2 separate regions of the Homo sapiens genome follow, and region 1 is linked to region 2. Evidence: chromatin contacts called from ENCODE Hi-C or POLR2A ChIA-PET data. All regions are on one chromosome and are shown on one strand. Each heading gives the region's core, a stretch centred on a gene start or an enhancer-like site at or near the end of the contact. The rest is flanking DNA. Distances are from core to core; before and after follow the strand shown.

Region 1 (2,700 bases), core at 195-2,694, 440 kb before region 2:
GTGTGGGTAATGGGGGCAGGAAGAGGTGCCCTAGAAGGAAATTCAGAAGCTGAGATAGCTCTTTGAGATACTTAAAGGTATACATACTTCTTTTGTGTATTTTCTTGCATTGCAGTAGGAAGAGGGAACTTGAGTCACCCAAGTCCAGCCTTCCAGCACCAGAGTGTTGGAACCGGCAGAAGCCTAAGTCCCAGCTAGTCCAGGCCCTTAGACAACGAGTACACCTGAGAAGTCCTGGCAGCTCCAGGGTGTGTGGGCGGCAGCTGATCCCGAGGAAAACAAACCTCTGGGCTCTAAGAGCCCCGCAGGCTGTACCTGCGGATTTCCCCTCTCAGCCAACTCCAGCCTCTGCTCCCCCTCTGCTCCTCACTTCTCTAAAGCGAAACATCTCACAGTCATTTGCTCCATGCTTCCTGTACGATTTCTTTATTTTTACTCTCCAGTTTGTGGGCTGAGTCTGTGTGGGTGTGGGAGAGGGGCTGGGTATTTCTACTTCTCTGCATTTTCCTTCTGAGCTGGGAGGACTTTCACTTCCTCCCCAGTCTCTCAGTTCTGCCTTTCATGGGCTGTTCAGGCCATGAGACCACCTCTCCTAATCCTTCCTGAGCACCAGGGAAATGGAAAACTGACTGTAACTGGCTGCCCTGGAAGGGCCTAGCATCCACTCAGGAGCAACAGGTGGTGGCAACTACAGCAGTAACAGTAACCTCCCTGGGGCAGGAGCCTTGGGCTGGCGTGACAGCAGCAGAGGCAGCCAAGGGAGCCCTGCTTGCTCCTGAGGCCATCCGAGCCCTGGAACCTGTCTTGCATCCCTCTAACACCACCATGGGCAAGCCTGGGCCTCCACTTCCCTCCCTCAGCCTTTTCTGTCCCAGCACTCAGCCAGACAAGAGTGACTCTCAGCTTGCCCCAATGCCCCCAGCTCTGCCTGCTGATCTAGTTCTATATTTGAGAGTCTTAGACATCTACCACACTGGAGCACAGAGCCACGGGAGGGGTTGGCCTCCATCACCGGGGCCTGACAACCTGCCATCCCGCCATCCCAACCTCCCTGAACCTCAGTCTCCTCTTTCAAACAAAGTTATATGTAGATACAGTGGAGGATTAGAAAACATTGAATGGGTGCCCCAATCAACAGTGTCTGTTACTGGCAGGAGTTATAAATGTGTATTGAAAATGGAATCCCTTCTTTTTTTCTTCCAATCATAAGGACCACAACCATCCAAAAAGCAAAGAGAGCCTCAGACACTCCAGCTCAGCCTCTAGTTGCAGAAAGTCACCTCCTCAAAGGGAGAGATCAGTGTTCACCTAGGACTGGAATTCAGTGTGATCTAGTGGTTGAAAGTCTTAGCCTTCAGCCTCCCCAGCCTGTCAGCTGTTCCAGAAGCCTGTCAGCTGCCCCTTAGTTTTCTGCTGTGTCCTCAAAGAAGCACTGGGACCCTAAAATAAACCTCTGGAGAGCCAGTTGCCCAACTCTTCCAGAAGAGAGACTAGACACGCAGCTGGGCATGCGGCCAGAGCCCAAGAAAAGCCTGGTTTGCCAGGGGCAGATTACAGTCAACGGGAGCAGTAAGTGCCTCTGCCCTCTCCCTCACGGGTCCTTCTCTTTTCTAGAGGGGAGTCCAGCACGTGCCAGCCCCAGGAGGTCTCACTCCCTTGCCAGCCTCCCGACTCAATTCCCAGGACTGGGGCACTTGGCTTCCCAGAGTTGGTGGCTGCCAAAGTGACTCCGTGCAGCGGGAAGATCCGTGACTCAGCGCCCGTGATGTCAGTCCCTTCATAGTCAGGGCACTGTCATCCACACATGCACCCGCGGGGGTGGGGGGAGGACCAGGCGAGGTGGACCCCCAATGCAGAGGGAGAAGAGGGGCGCTGGTACAAAGGACTCCCCAGGCGGGTACATCACCCCGCTGGGGCGCGCCCTCTCGGGCAGTCTCCCCTTAGAGTAACCTGGGACGCGGTTGTGTAAAGGCTCCTGGGGGCACTGGGAAGGAAGCTCGAGAGTCAGGTTTGCAAGGACACAGTCCTGTACACAGACCGCAGGGTTCCCGCACAGCTTCACCGGGCATTCCGGGGAGCGCTCCGGACCAAGGGAGCAAGCGCAGCAGGGGGCGCAAGAGCCACTACCCGCGACCACACAGCTAGGTACCCGCGGGGCCTCAAGGCAGCCACAGAAAAGGGGATCCGTCGCACCTCCTTTCCTCCCTCCAGCCTCCCACAGACTGCGGTGACCAAGGCGGTTTCCCCCAGCCGCTAGCTGCCCCAGCCCTCCAGGTGCGCCCGAAGCCCTTACCCTGCGCAGGGCAGCGCCTTGGGGCCAGCGCCGCTCCCGGCGCGGCCAGCAGGGCAGCCAGCAGCGCGCAGCCGACGGCCAGCATGCTTCCTCCTCGGCTACCACTCCATGGTCCCGCAGAGGCGGACAGGCTAATGGGAACCGGGCGGCAGGGGTGGCAGGGGCGGGGCGGGGCGGTGGGCGGGCAGGCGGGCTCAGGCCCCGGGGGCAGCCCCCATCCGCAGGAGCCCGGCTCTCTACACACACTGCGAGTCCCTCGGCCCCGCGCCGCGCTCGGCTCCTCTCCCTCTGGCCCGGCTCAGTGTCAGTGCGACTTCCCACTCGCACATGACTCAGAGCGGCGGACGGTCCTGGCAACGCAGGAAAACATTTGAGGAACTCGCGCTGGAGCGTCTCTGGGCCGTCCC
Region 2 (2,700 bases), core at 14-2,513:
CCCGGCTAATTTTTGTATATTTAGTAGAGACGGGGTTTCACCATGTTGACCAGGCTGGTCTTGAACTTCTGTCCTCAGGTGATTCATCCTCGGCCTTCCAAAGTGCTTGGATTACAGGCGTGAACCACCGCGCCCGGCCCCTTAAGAAGTCTTCACATTCCTCTTTTACTTAAGGAATTACTGGGCTTCGTTTCTGGAGCCTTGTGAGAAGCATTACACTGTCCCCCCTTTTTTTTTTCTTTTTTAAAATTAATTTTCCTGTAGGAAGCAAGATCCCATCTGTCCCTTCTTTAGGCAATGAAGCTTTTTTCACCTTTGCATAAAAGAACAGCTGAGCCCCCTTTTTAAATTTTCTTTTGTCTTACCGTCCCTTGAGGCTAGAAGAGGATTCTCAAGGCACAGAGTTGTGGGCCACAAGAATCCAGGTTGAGGAAACGGTGAAAGTCCTGAGCTGAAACAACTACCTTGGGGCATTCAAGGAACAGCAAACAGCAAACCGACCGGCGAGGGTGGCGGGAGCTGGGCTGGAAATCAGGTGGGAGAACCGGCCAGACGCCCGCAGGCGCGGTACGCAGATATCCTGGAATGCGCTGGGGGCTCTTCCCTGGGCGCGGCTTCAGCACCCCGCATTCCGGTCCCACCACGTCCCCACCCACCTGGAGAAGGCGGAGGCTGCACTGAGTGCCATAAGTAGTCGAGAAGGGATGATTTTCAAGACATACCCTCTCTTTGCTTTCCCCCCTTTCCAATTCTGCCTTGTCTTTTTCCTTGTTGTGGGTGCTGGTGAGGGAAAGCAGTCAAGGAAGTTGGTCCCAAGAGGGGAATGCTTTCCCTTGGGCGCCAAGAGGCACTGACGAGGTGTCAGAGCCTTCTGAGGGACAGATGAGACTTTGGCCCAAGGCCAGGAAGATGTTTTCAGATGTGGGCCGGAAGACTTGACAATGCGGGGTCTCCCTCTTTTAAAAATATCCATATAATCAAAGCCTTTGTTGACTGGCCCGCTCCGGCCCCTCAGTCCTCCACAGATGCGCCCCAGGGCCCCAGCCCCGAGGTCCTTTTCCTAATATCCGCTCTTGCTCTCGCTCACTCTCCTCAGGTCGCCTGCTCCGCCCGCTCCCGCTCCCGATCTCTGATTGCTCCTAACTGACGTCACTCCCGGTCTGTCCCCGCCCACTCGGTGCTGCCATTGGCAGTCGGTCGTGGGTACGCGGCTCCTGTGGGGGAGGGGGGAGCTATGGGAGGGGGCGGGAATTCCCGACTCTAGGCCGGAAGCGCGCGGAGACCATGTAGTGAGACCCTCGCGAGGTGAGTGCGGGCTGTCTGGCAGCGGGGTCCATGTCGGCTGCCCAGGCCTCCCCGGGCCCGGGAACAGGAGTCCCAGCTCACGCATTCTTCATCTGCTTCCCGCGACGCTTGGCGGCCTCGCACCCCGCCTCCTGGAGCCCGGACTTTCAGGCACCGCCCTCAGTGTCGCCTCAGTCCGTCCCGGGACCGCAGACTCTTAGGGCCCCTCTCTTTGGCCATCTGCCTCTAGGTCCCATCCTGGGGCCTGAAGCGCTTGTTCTCTGCGCTGGGAAAAGGGGAACGATGGAGCGATCCAGCACCCAAACTTACCCTGTCCAGGTGGCCCACGAAGCTACCCAAGACATCTCTGCACAGCCCTAGCCTTTTTGGCTTCACCCACTCCGTTCGGGAGTTGGGGACCCGGCCTCTACATTCCTTAGGGGAACTCCAGCTCCAGGTCCTATTTGGAGGCGGCTCCTAGTTTCCTAGTTTTCTGGGGGCACCAGGTGAAAGGGTGATGAGATATCCATACAGCCTTTCTCATGCCTCGGTTTCCCCCGTGCAGTCTCCCTGAATAAGTCACTTGGGAAAGAAAGTGTGAGAAGAGAGGAATGTTCCTGGTACAGGAGTAGATGAGTCACCCTGGGTAGGGGAAGGTCACAAAGTGGCTGGGGCCAGGGAGCTGCACTCTGCTGACCAAGCTTCCCCATTCCTTGCCCCATCTTCCTTTGCATGATTTTTCCCAACCACTCTGGTCTGTCTTCCTAGGTCTGAGAGTCACTGGAGCTACCAGAAGCATCATGGGGCCCTGGGGAGAGCCAGAGCTCCTGGTGTGGCGCCCCGAGGCGGTAGCTTCAGAGCCTCCAGTGCCTGTGGGGCTGGAGGTGAAGTTGGGGGCCCTGGTGCTGCTGCTGGTGCTCACCCTCCTCTGCAGCCTGGTGCCCATCTGTGTGCTGCGCCGGCCAGGAGCTAACCATGAAGGCTCAGGTAAGCCTCTCCTTTTCCCCACACTGCTATGAATGCTTGGCTTAGGGAGGGCTCTGGGGCTGGCGGGGAGTGACCAAAGGAGGAGGGAAAGGCAAGGGTAGCCATTGTTTGGGTTGGGGTGGTCGGCCCTGGAGGGGGTTTGTTTGCTTATTCCCCTCTGTGCTTCACCCCTACCCAGCTTCCCGCCAGAAAGCCCTGAGCCTAGTAAGCTGTTTCGCGGGGGGCGTCTTTTTGGCCACTTGTCTCCTGGACCTGCTGCCTGACTACCTGGCTGCCATAGATGAGGCCCTGGCAGCCTTGCACGTGACGGTGAGCACTGGCCTGGGCATGTGACTTGCGGGAGGGGAATCACACACCTCTGGGAGTGTTGGTTTGTGGAGATTGATTCATGTGCCACTCCATGACTGTGTGGAAGACTTTTGGCATGTG

What was found. A loop is a pair of places that touch in the nucleus more often than their neighbours do. ChIA-PET counts read pairs that join two places held with the same protein, here RNA polymerase II (POLR2A). Pooled maps may share reads with other maps.
Region 1: a loop to region 2 is called in a pooled map, with 2.9 times the contacts of the local background. The contact joins the promoter of IL6R-AS1 here to the promoter of SLC39A1 in region 2. A Hi-C loop is called at or near these places in 2 of 50 pooled maps. POLR2A ChIA-PET finds 5 or more read pairs at or near these places in 3 of 52 experiments (CD4-positive, alpha-beta T cell, MCF 10A and PC-3).

What each region holds. Positions count from the first base shown.
Region 1 is chr1:154,405,308-154,408,007 of GRCh38, reverse strand. It overlaps IL6R-AS1 (IL6R antisense RNA 1), which reads left to right and starts at 1,444. Exons shown (of 2, transcript NR_147855.1): 1 at 1,444-1,569. IL6R (interleukin 6 receptor) reads right to left here and starts at 2,665. Exons shown (of 10, transcript NM_000565.4): 1 at 2,294-2,665. The coding sequence starts at 2,378. RefSeq lists an enhancer at 1,535-2,141 and a silencer at 2,381-2,530.
Region 2 is chr1:153,962,100-153,964,799 of GRCh38, reverse strand. It overlaps SLC39A1 (solute carrier family 39 member 1), which reads left to right and starts at 1,263. Exons shown (of 4, transcript NM_001271958.2): 1 at 1,263-1,305; 2 at 2,053-2,271; 3 at 2,450-2,580. The coding sequence starts at 2,085. It overlaps MIR6737 (microRNA 6737), which reads left to right and starts at 2,380; the gene lies at 2,380-2,449. RefSeq lists enhancers at 887-1,166, 1,207-1,376, 1,527-1,586, 476-1,675, 1,627-1,696 and 1 more.